2 separate regions of the Homo sapiens genome follow, and region 1 is linked to region 2. A link is an interaction called in ENCODE POLR2A ChIA-PET data of the cell type or tissue named here. Cell type or tissue: Panc1. All regions are shown on one strand.

Region 1 (5,000 bases), 100 kb before region 2:
GACATAAAGGTTCTCCAAGTCCCCACTAGATTAGCTAGACACAGAGTGCTGATTGGTGTATTTACAATCCTCTAGCTAGACATAAAAGTTCTTCAAGTCCCCACTCGACTCAGGAGCCCAGCTGGCTTCGCCTAGCGGATCCCGTGCCAGGGCCACGGGCGGAGCTGCCCAGCAGTCCCATGCTGCGCACCTGCACTCCTCAGCCCTTGGGCTGCCGATGGGACCAGGCGCTGCAGAGCAGGGGGCGGTGCCCGTCGGGGAGGCTCGGGCTTCACGGGAGCCCACCGCAGGAGGGCTCGGGCATGGCGGGCTGCAGGTCCAGAGCCCTGCCCCACGGGGAGGCAGCTGAGGCCTGGTGAGAATTCGAATGTGGCACAGGTGGGCTGGCGGTGCTGGGGGACCCGGTGCCCCCTCCACATCTGCTGGCCTGGGTGCTAAGCCCCTCACTGCCCCAGGCCGGTGGCGCCAGCCGGCCACTCCGAGTGTGGGGCCCTCCAAGCCCACACCCACCCGGAACTCCCGCTGGTCCGCGAGTGCCGCGCGCAGCCCCAGTTTCCCGCCCATGCCTCTCCCTCCACAACTCCCTGCAAGCAGAGGGAGCCGGCTCCAGCCTTGGCCAGCCCAGAGAGGGGCTCCCACAGTACAGCAGCAGGCTGAAGGGGTCCTCAAGCATGGCCAGAGCAGACGCCGAGGCCGAGGAGGTGCTGAGAGCGAGCAAGGGCCACCAGCATGTTGTCACCTCTCACTGGGACCACAGGTGTGTACCACCATGCCTGACTAATTTTTTTTGTAGAGATGGGGTCTCAGCTTGGACATTGGAATTGCTAGCCAAAGACATTAGAGCAACTGTCAGCAATATGCTCAGTGGACTAAAGGAACCACAGATGAAGAACTGAAGGAGAGCAGAAATACAGTCTCTGAACAAAATCAAGAAAGAGGCTGGGTGCAGTGGCTCATGCCTGTAACGCCAGCACTTTGGGAGGCCAAGATGGGAGGATTGCTTGAGCCTATACGTTCAATATCAGCCTATTCAACATGACAAAATAATTTCTCTCTCTCTTTTTTTTTTTTTTTCTGAGACAGTCTCGCTCTGTCTCCCAGGCTGGAGTGTAGTGGCATGATTTCGGCTCACTGCAACCTCCATCTCCTGGGTTCAAGCGATTCTCCTCCTCAGCCTCCCGAGTAGCTGGGTTTATAGGCGCCCACCACCACACCCAGCTAACTTGTGTATTTTTAGTAAAGACGGGGTTTCACCATGTTGGCCAGGCTGGTATTGAATTCCTGACCTCAGATGATCCACCTGCCTTGACCTCCCAAAGTGTTGGGATTACAGGTGTGAGCCACCGCACCTGGCCAAATTCTTGCTCTTAAAAAAAAAAAAAAATTGGCACATGCCTGTAGTCCAGCTACTTGGGAGGCTAGAGTGGGAGGATCACTTGAGCCCTGCGGTTGGAGGCTGCATTGAGTTATGGTCACATCACTGCACTCCACTGGGTGACAGAGTGAGACCCAGTCTCAAAAAGATAGAAACTATAAAAAGGAACTATACAGAAATTCTGGAGCATAAAAGTACAATAACTGAGATGAAAACTTTATTAGAGGGGTTCACCAATAGATTTGGGCAGACAGAAAGGCCCATACCTGGGTCAGCCCTCTTAGAGGGACTGATCCATTTGGGAGACATTTGAAATTTATTCTCTTAGATATTTTGAAATATGATACATTATTATTTGAAATATGATGCATTATTATCGACTACATTCCACTGTAATAAAAAGAAAACATCACAGTGGAAAGGCCACACTCCTTCATTATCCAGTTGGGAACCTCAGCAGCACAGCCAAGTGATCTGCTAAGCTGCTTTGGGGACCACACCTGTGCCACTTGTATAGCTCCCAGCACAGCCTGGTTCACAAGAATTCCTTATCCTATTGTGGACCTTTTGGCCCAATTAACACAGGCCCACAGGATTTAAAGTTGCCATTGGTCCTTGTGAAAAGCTAACCAGGTAATGTCAGTGTGAGGTCACATACAATGTGTGTGTTTCTGCCCTGCATTTGGCTCAGAGCCACTTGTAATAATTTTTTGCTGTTGAGGTTTCCTTGATACTTCTCTGAAGTCACTTTTTCTTTTTTTCTTTTTCTTTTTTTTTTTTTTTGAGACAGATTCTCGCTCTGTTGCCCAGGCTGGAGTTTAGTGGTGCGATCTCGGCTCACTGCAAGCTCTGCCTCCTGGGTTCACACCATTCTCCTGCCTCAGCATCCCGAGTAGCTGGGACTACAGGCATCCGCCACCACACCTGGCTAATTTTTTTGTATTTTTAGTAGAGACAGGGTTTCACTGTGTTAGCCAGGATGGTCTCAATCTCCTGACCTCATGATCCACCCGTCTCGGCCTCCCAAAGTGCTGGGATTATAGGCGTGAGCTGCCGCGCCCGGCTGAAGTCACTTTTTCATTAAATTTTTCTGGTTAACTTCAAGTACTGCGTGTCTACCTGTTGCCTAAACTAGGGTATGCACTGCCCCAATTCTGCAGGGAGGGTGCAAAACAGCAAAATTAGATGTGACCCATCTTTCTGGAGTTTCAGTTGTACTGTAAAATTTGGAAGAAACAGTAGTTTATTAAGAATCATCTTTTTTTTTGTTTTGGAGACAGAGTTTTGCTTTGTTGCCCAGGCTGGAGTGCAGTGGCATGATCTCAGCTCACTGCAGCCTCTGCCTCCCTGGTTCAAGCAGTTCTCCCACCGCAGCCTCCTGAGTAGCTGGGATTACAGGTGCGCGCACCACCATGCCCAACTAATTTTTGTATTTTTAGTAGAGACGGGGTTTCGCCATGTTGGCCAGGCTGGTCTCGAATTCCTGACCTCAAGTGATCCACATGCCTCAGCCTCCCAAAGTGCTGGGATTACCGGCCTGAGCCACCAGGCCCGGGTGAGCACCATCTTATTAAGAAAAGACACAGAAGAGCAGGGAAGGGGAGAAGTGTTCCAGGAAACACAGTCCAGGCTCTGACATTGCTCCAGGTGGGATGGAGGGACTCACCCCTTACTTTGAATAGGATGCTTTTGAAGGCCACAGGGGTGCCAGTTGTCCTCTTGACTTGAATCCCATGCAGAGACTTTGTTGGCAGTTTGCACACATCCATCCTCTGCTGGTTGAGTCCTCTGAGCTGAGTGTGCTGGTCACACAGCAATGTGGGCTTCTTGACCAGCGCCCCCTGGCACCTATTTAAGTCCATGCTTGGCTGACCTGCCATGCTGTATTGTCAGGATCCATGGAGCTCGGGATCTTGTTGCTTTCTATTCTAAATGCAAGGAGACATTTGAAATAGACTCGGATATTCTGAAATGTCCAAATATTTATTATTGACTGTAGTCACCCTGCTGTGCAGTAGATTAGAAAGTTATTCCTCCTGTCCGAAACATTGTACCCTTTGATAAACAACCCTCCATTATTTCTCTCTCCCACCACCCCAGCCTCTGTTCACCATCAGTCTACTCTCTACTTCTGTGGGTTCAACTGTTTATTTTTAGCTTTTAAATTTTTCTTTGATTTTTAGAGACAGAGTCTTGCTGTGTTACCCAGGCTAGAGTGCAGTGGCTCAATCATAGCTCACTGCAGCCTTGGACTCCTGGGTTCAAGTGATCCTTCTGCCTCAGCCTCTCAATGAGCTGGGACAATAGGCCTACACTGTCACACCTGTTTACTTTTATTTTTTGTAGAGATGCGGTCTCACTGTATTGACCGGGTTGGGGTTCAACATTTTTATTTATTTTTTTTATTTTTTTATTTTTTATTTTTTATTTTGTTTTTGGAGATGGAGTCTCGCTCTGTCTCCCAGGCTGGAGTGCAGTGGCGCAATCTTGGCTCACTGCAAGCTCCGCCTCCCAGGTTCATGCCATACTCCTGCCTCAGCCTCCCGAGTAGCTGGGACTACAGGCACATGCCACCACGCCCAGCTAATTTTTTGTATTTTTTAGTAGAGACGGGGTTTCACCATGTTAGCCAGGGTGGTCTCGATCTCTTAACCTCGTGATCCACCCGCCTTGGCCTCCCGAAGTGCTGGGATTACAGGTGTGAGCCACCCGGCCCGGCCGGGGTTCAACTTTTTAAGATTCAACACATTGGTGATATCACGTGGTAATTGTTTTTCTGAGGTGATAGATATATGTTAGTTAGCTTAACTTAATCATTCCATATTGTATACATATATCTAAACATCACATGGTACCCATAAATGTATACAATTATGATTTGGTAATTAAAAATCATATTAACTGAAACATAATAGGCTGGGTGCGGTGGTTCACATACCTGTAATCCCAGCACTTTGGGAGGCCGAAGGGCAAAGATCACTGAGGCCAGGAGTTTAATCAGCCTGAGCAACATAGCAATACTCTATCTCTACAAAAAAATAGGCTTGTTGGTGTATATCTGTAGCCCTAGCTACTTGTGAGGATCAGGCAAGAGTATTGCTTGAGCCCAGAAGTTTGAGATTACAGTGAGCTATGATCCTGCCACTGTACTCCAGCCTGGGTGACAGAACAAGACCCTGTCTCTTAAAAAATAATCGGCCGGGCGCAGTGGCTCACGCCTGTAATCCCAGCACTTTGGGAGGCCGAGGTGGGCAGATGACCTAAGGTCAGGAGTTCAAGACCAGCCTGACCAACATGGAGAAACTCCATCTCTACTAAAAATACAAAATTAGCTGGGCATGGTGGCACATGCCTGTAATACCAGCTACTTGGGAGGCTGAGGCAGGAGAATTGCTTGAACCCAGGAGGCGGAGGTTGCAGTGAGCCGAGATCACGCCATTGCACTCCAGCCTGGGCAAGAAGAGCAAAACTCCATGAAATAATGAAATGAAATGAAATAAAGAAATGAAATGAAATGAAAAGAAAATGAATCTCAGCCACCCCACATACTTGGTTTATTTCTTGGCCTCAGCTGTCCATTGGTGCCACTTTATTTCTAGCTGTGTGGTGGGTCTTTGGGCCTGCA
Region 2 (5,000 bases):
GGTGGTGACAGTCACTTGATTGACAAAAGGGATGGGCAGGGCCTGTGGAAGTCTTCTGAGGAAGGGAACAGATGGTTTTTTAAACCATCAGATATGGTGAAACTCATTCACTATCGCAAGAACAACATGGGAAAGACCCGCCCCCATAACTCAATTACCTCCCACCACATTCCCCTCACGACACTTGAGAACTGTGGGAGTTACAATTCAAGATGAGATTTGGGTGGGAACACAGCCAAACCATATCAGAAATGCTACCTGATTTCTCTTCAGCCTCGGTTTCCTCACCTGGACAGTGGAGCTGGAGCCCCTCGGCTGCCTGACCCTGCTCTCTGGGTTGCCTCTAGGGACCCCACCCTGCTCAGGCCTGCTCCCACCCCTCCATGGCTGTCAGTCCCTCCCAAGAAGAATGTCCCCCCAACAGAGGCTGCTGGAGGTAAAGGGAGATGAACAAGCCAAGGTTGCCTGGCCTGCACTGAGGGCTGCATGGCTCTTGAGGCCCGGCCTGGGTGGACACTGGAGGGCACTTTCTGTCTGTGGGTTTTGCCCTGGTGCCTGGAGCCCCTTTCTCTGTGGTCTCTTGACCCAGCCCAGCTCAATGAGCCTGGAGCCCTGGGCTTCTGGAGAAGAGATGTCAAGCTCTACCACAGGTCACAGGTCAGAAACAACTCTCGCCTTGTCTGATGCAAATGGAAGCCAGGCCTGCTTCCCACAGGGCGGGCACTTCCAGTGGGGCACAGCAGCAAGGCAGAGGGACAGACTCTGAGGGGCCCTTGAGAAAATCAAGCAGGGCCCACAGGGACCCTCTCTCTGGGGTTGCAAACTGGCACTGGGTGGAGGGAGATTCGGTATTGACACCTGGGGACCCTTACCCCCAAAGTGGATGTTAAGGACAGCAGCACATTAGGGAGACAAGGGGCCCCACAACACTCCCAGCCTGTCCCCAGCCTGCTTCCGGCTTTCTGGTCCTTTTCTCTTGCGGGGAAGGAGAATTTTATCTGACTTTCTCTGACTTCTGGCCTTTCTTGGGCAGCTGAAAATGATAAGTAGGAAATACTGGCTTGCTTAGAGCCTTCTTTGGTTTTACTGGGAAATGGAAACTTTGGCAGATGGGGAAGGACAGTGGGAACCCCAGGAAAAAGGGACGATGCTCTGATGGTGGAGTGTTTCCTCTTCTGTTGTTTTCTGTGATCTAAAATGAGAGGTTGCTTGGGATAGTTGATTTGTTTTCCATTGATGACACTGAGATGTTCTTGGCCTGGAATCCCATGGCCACCACAAGTTGGGTTGTTTGGGGTTCGGGTGGTCCAGGAGTGGCTCTTGGTGTGGTGTGACTGGCAACCTCTGGACACTTTTCACCTATGGATTTTTCATCACTTGTTCCAGTGAAGGACACTCCTTGGGGTCCAGCATTAGTCACTTTTTAATAAGTCTTTCCATTCGTTGGGGAAAAAAATTGTGGTGAACGGTATTCTGCACTGATCATTTTTTCTTGAGGCCTGTAGGGTTCCCTGAGTAGAAGGGCAGGGCCCCGGCCACCATGGAATACAGTGTGGCACGGAGGCTCCATACAATCATGGTGGCGCTGGCACTCCTGGCCCAGGAAGAGTTCCGTGGCCACGTAGGGGTGCGCGCCACAAAATGTTTTCAGCATCTATGCCTCCCCGAATGTCATGCTAAAGCCAAAGTCCATGATTTTTATATTGCGTTCCTCATTGAGTAGCATGTTTTGTGTGTGGATGTGTGATGTTCTTCAAGTGGCAGTAGTGCAGGGCTGACAGAATCTGCCTGAACATGGTTCAGGCCTCCTCTTCCTCGATGTGGCCTTGGTGGCATATCTGGTGCTGTAGCTCTCCTCCTCTGGCGTACTCCATCACCACATACATGGTTTCCACCTTGTCAGTCACCTGGTGGAACTGAATGATATTTGGGTGATAGAGAGTCTTCATGATACTCATCTCTCTCTCTAGAGAGCAAGGCCAGCCTTCTTAGGGATGATTTGGAGGACAATTTGGGTCCCAGTTAGCCTATGCCGGGCCAGTTCCCTGGCGGATGGTGTCAAGGATCCCATAGTTTTGTATCTTTTTGCCAGGTGAGGTGGAGGCCGATCCCGGCTCTATGGTGCCTCCTAGCTACGCTGCCGCAAAGGGAGGTGAACAAGCCAAGGTTGCCCGGCCTGTACCTAGGGCCACACGGCTCCTGAGGCCTGGCATGAGTTGATACTGGAGGGGGCTTTCTCTTTGTGGGCTTTGTTCTGGTGCCTGAAGCCACTTCCCTATGGTCTCTTGATCCAGCCTAGCTGGCTGAGCCTGGAGCCCTGGCTTCCAGAGAAGAGATGTCAGGCTGTACCACAGGTCATGGGCCAGAAACAATTATGGCCTTGTCCAGTGCCAGTGGAAGCCAGGCCTGGGGAGGGCGCCTCCTCTCACAGGGCTGGCACTTCCCGAGGGTGGATGGCAGCAAGGTGGGGAAGACAGACTCTGAGGGGCCGGCCCTTCGGGAGCTCAAGCAGAGCCCACAGGGACCCCGTCTGGGGTTGCAAACTGGCATTGGGTGGAGGGAGATTCAGTATTGACACCTGGAGGACCCTCACTCCCAAAGTGGATTTTAAGGACAGCAGCACACTGGGGAGACAAGGGGGCCCACAGCATTCCCACCTGGTCCCCAACCCGCTTCTGGCTTCCTAGTCCTGTTCTCTTGGGGGAAACAAGACTCTTATCTGACTTTCTCTGACTTCTGTCCCTGCTTGGGCAACTGAAAATGACAAGTAGGAAATACTGGCTTGCTTTGAGCCCCCTTTGGTTTTGCTGGGAAGGTGGAAACTTTGGCAGACGGGGAAGGACAGATGGGAACCCCAGGAGGAAGGGCCATTGCTCTGATGGTGGAGCGCTTCCTCTTCTGTTCTTTTGTGTGTTCTAAAACGAGGTATGTGCCATGGGAGAGTTGATTTCTTTTCCAGTGTTGACACTGAGATGTTCTCGGGCTGGAATCCCCTAGCCACCATGACCAGGGCTGTAGGGGGCGCAGGTGCCCAGGTTCTCTGTATGGTGTCAGCAGCACCTCCCGGCCAGCATTGACCCAGGAATTCCACATCAGCTGGTTTAGTGGGGGCCGCTCCCTGGGGCTGAGGGTGAGGAATTGTTTTACTAGTGTCTCCAGTGGAAATGAAAAAATAGATAAGGTGTCGTATTGTCATATAGCTTGAGGCAGAAAGGAACCACGGGTGGGGCTGGATGTTCTTTCAGCCTCCCTAGCAGAGATCACAGACAAGAGTGGTCAGCTTGGCCTAGCTTCTGCGATGGCTGGCTCTGATGTTGGGGAGGGAGGCAGTCCCCAGAGCAGGAATGCCTTCCCTGGGGTTCATATCCTTGCAGGGTAGGAGCTGGAAATCCTCCCATCAGAGCCTCCTTCACTGCAGCCCGTGGGGGCGAGTGACAGGGGGATCCGTGCCCCACGGGCAAACCTCCGGGCTCTGGCTTCAGCCCCACCCCGGGGAAACATGCACAGCCCCTCGGGAGGAGCCCTGCTGCAGGCTCAGCTGGGAGTCCTGGATTGCCTGGCAGGGCTGAGATGCCGTTTGGGTAGCCTCGGGTCTCCATGGAGACAGGGGCGGGGCCAGGCGGCAGGGGCGGGGTGCCCAACAGCCAACTGCCCGCCCTCAACCGCCAAAAACCCACACTCAACCGCCAAAGGCCAAGGCCAAGGGCCCTCTGGCGCTGCTGCCCCCACACGGACTGGCGCCCTCTGCAGGTCCCGCGGCTCCCGGCCCGCTCAGCGCCTCCGGAGGTCTCACCCAAGCCCTATCAGCTGGGTCCCTACGGGCCTCAAAGCGCTGGCCCAGCCGCGGGGTCACTCCTCTGAGCCTCCCGACCTTCCATGGGTCCTTTGGAGCCCTGGGTTTTGGAGCTTGTCCTTCCTCAGTGCCGCCCGCCGGGACGTGGCTGCACCAGGGCCACAGCACCTCGGGGGCCTTCATTTCATTTATGCCCACAAATAATCATTCAGTGTGCTGGGACAGAGAAGACAGACACGCTGGCCCCCTGGTGGGCGAGAGAGACTGGTCTATCAGTACAGAAAACTCCCAGTAGGGACAGGGGCTAGGAAGGAAACACCAGGAAAAGTGATGATGGAAGATGGGGGTGACCCTACTGCAGATGGGGTGCTAAGGGAGGGCTTCTCTGAGGAGATGACATTCACTTGATTGGCAAAAGGGACAGGCAGGGCCTGTGAAAGTCTTCTAAGAGGGGGAACCGCAGTGCCCAGTGGGCTGTCCCAGGATGGAACTAGGGCAGCGGGTGGGGGTGGGGATGTGAGCCAGGCAGGCAGGGCCCAGACACCGTGTGATGGGTGCGGGGGTGGGACCCACGGAGGCTCTGAGGAAGCTTTGGGCCTCAGAAGATGGAGAAACAGGAAGACCCACTTGGAGGCCTGCACCCAGGCAGGGGGCGAGAGCTGAATGCATCGCACCGCCCTCCTGGGGCTACCCGTGGGCCTCGCTTTCTTTCCCCATGCTCTGCACTCTGCCACGCACCCCTTCCTCGGCCAGGCGGACAGAGGAAATGCAGATGCTGGAGGCAGGAGCACTGGACTGGGAATTAGACTTGGAGTAAAATCTAAATGCCCTATGGGCCTGGCTCTTCTCTGGAGTTCGGCTTCATGTTAACTGTGATTGGGGGACAAGGGACAGTAAGACCGGCTCTCAGACCCTTGTCACTCCACACTGCAATGCTTCTCAGTGGTCTCAGGGGCTTCTATTTTAGGAATAGTTACCTGGCTATAGAAGAATAATGGAAGGAAACATGTTTTGAGTGGCGCTTATATCAGGCTCTAGACTAGGTATTGGTTTTGATGGGGAGTTGCTTTTTTTTTTTTCTCCCTTTCACAAAACCTGAGTCCTGACTAGGGCCAGGAGTTAGATTCCAGTTTCTAGATTTTCATCATTCCATGTTGCACAAGGCAGACATCTAGGGGACAGAAGGGCAGATTATTAGCATGTAAAG

Evidence for each region. Peaks named below come from ENCODE experiments on the same cell type or tissue, not always from the same donor. Only the 100,000 strongest peaks of a DNase experiment are listed, where the experiment ranks them.
Region 1: POLR2A ChIA-PET joins it to region 2 with 6 read pairs; 2 of 35 experiments call an interaction of 5 or more read pairs at or near these places.

Annotation. Positions count from the first base shown.
Region 1 is chr3:128,742,734-128,747,733 of GRCh38, forward strand. All of the region lies in intron 1 of RAB7A (RAB7A, member RAS oncogene family), which reads left to right. Among named protein-coding and RNA genes, the nearest start is that of RAB7A, 19 kb to the left of the region's middle. In Panc1, no CTCF peak of the experiment used is centred here; no DNase peak of the experiment used is centred here.
Region 2 is chr3:128,842,319-128,847,318 of GRCh38, forward strand. It overlaps MIR12124 (microRNA 12124), which reads left to right and starts at 4,490; the gene lies at 4,490-4,590. It also overlaps the pseudogene MARK2P17. RefSeq lists enhancers at 2,962-3,959, 3,948-3,997, 3,960-4,957, 4,958-5,000 and a silencer at 3,538-3,747. In Panc1, CTCF peaks have their summits at 3,985 and 4,184; no DNase peak of the experiment used is centred here; H3K4me3 peaks cover 831 bases; H3K27ac peaks cover 419 bases.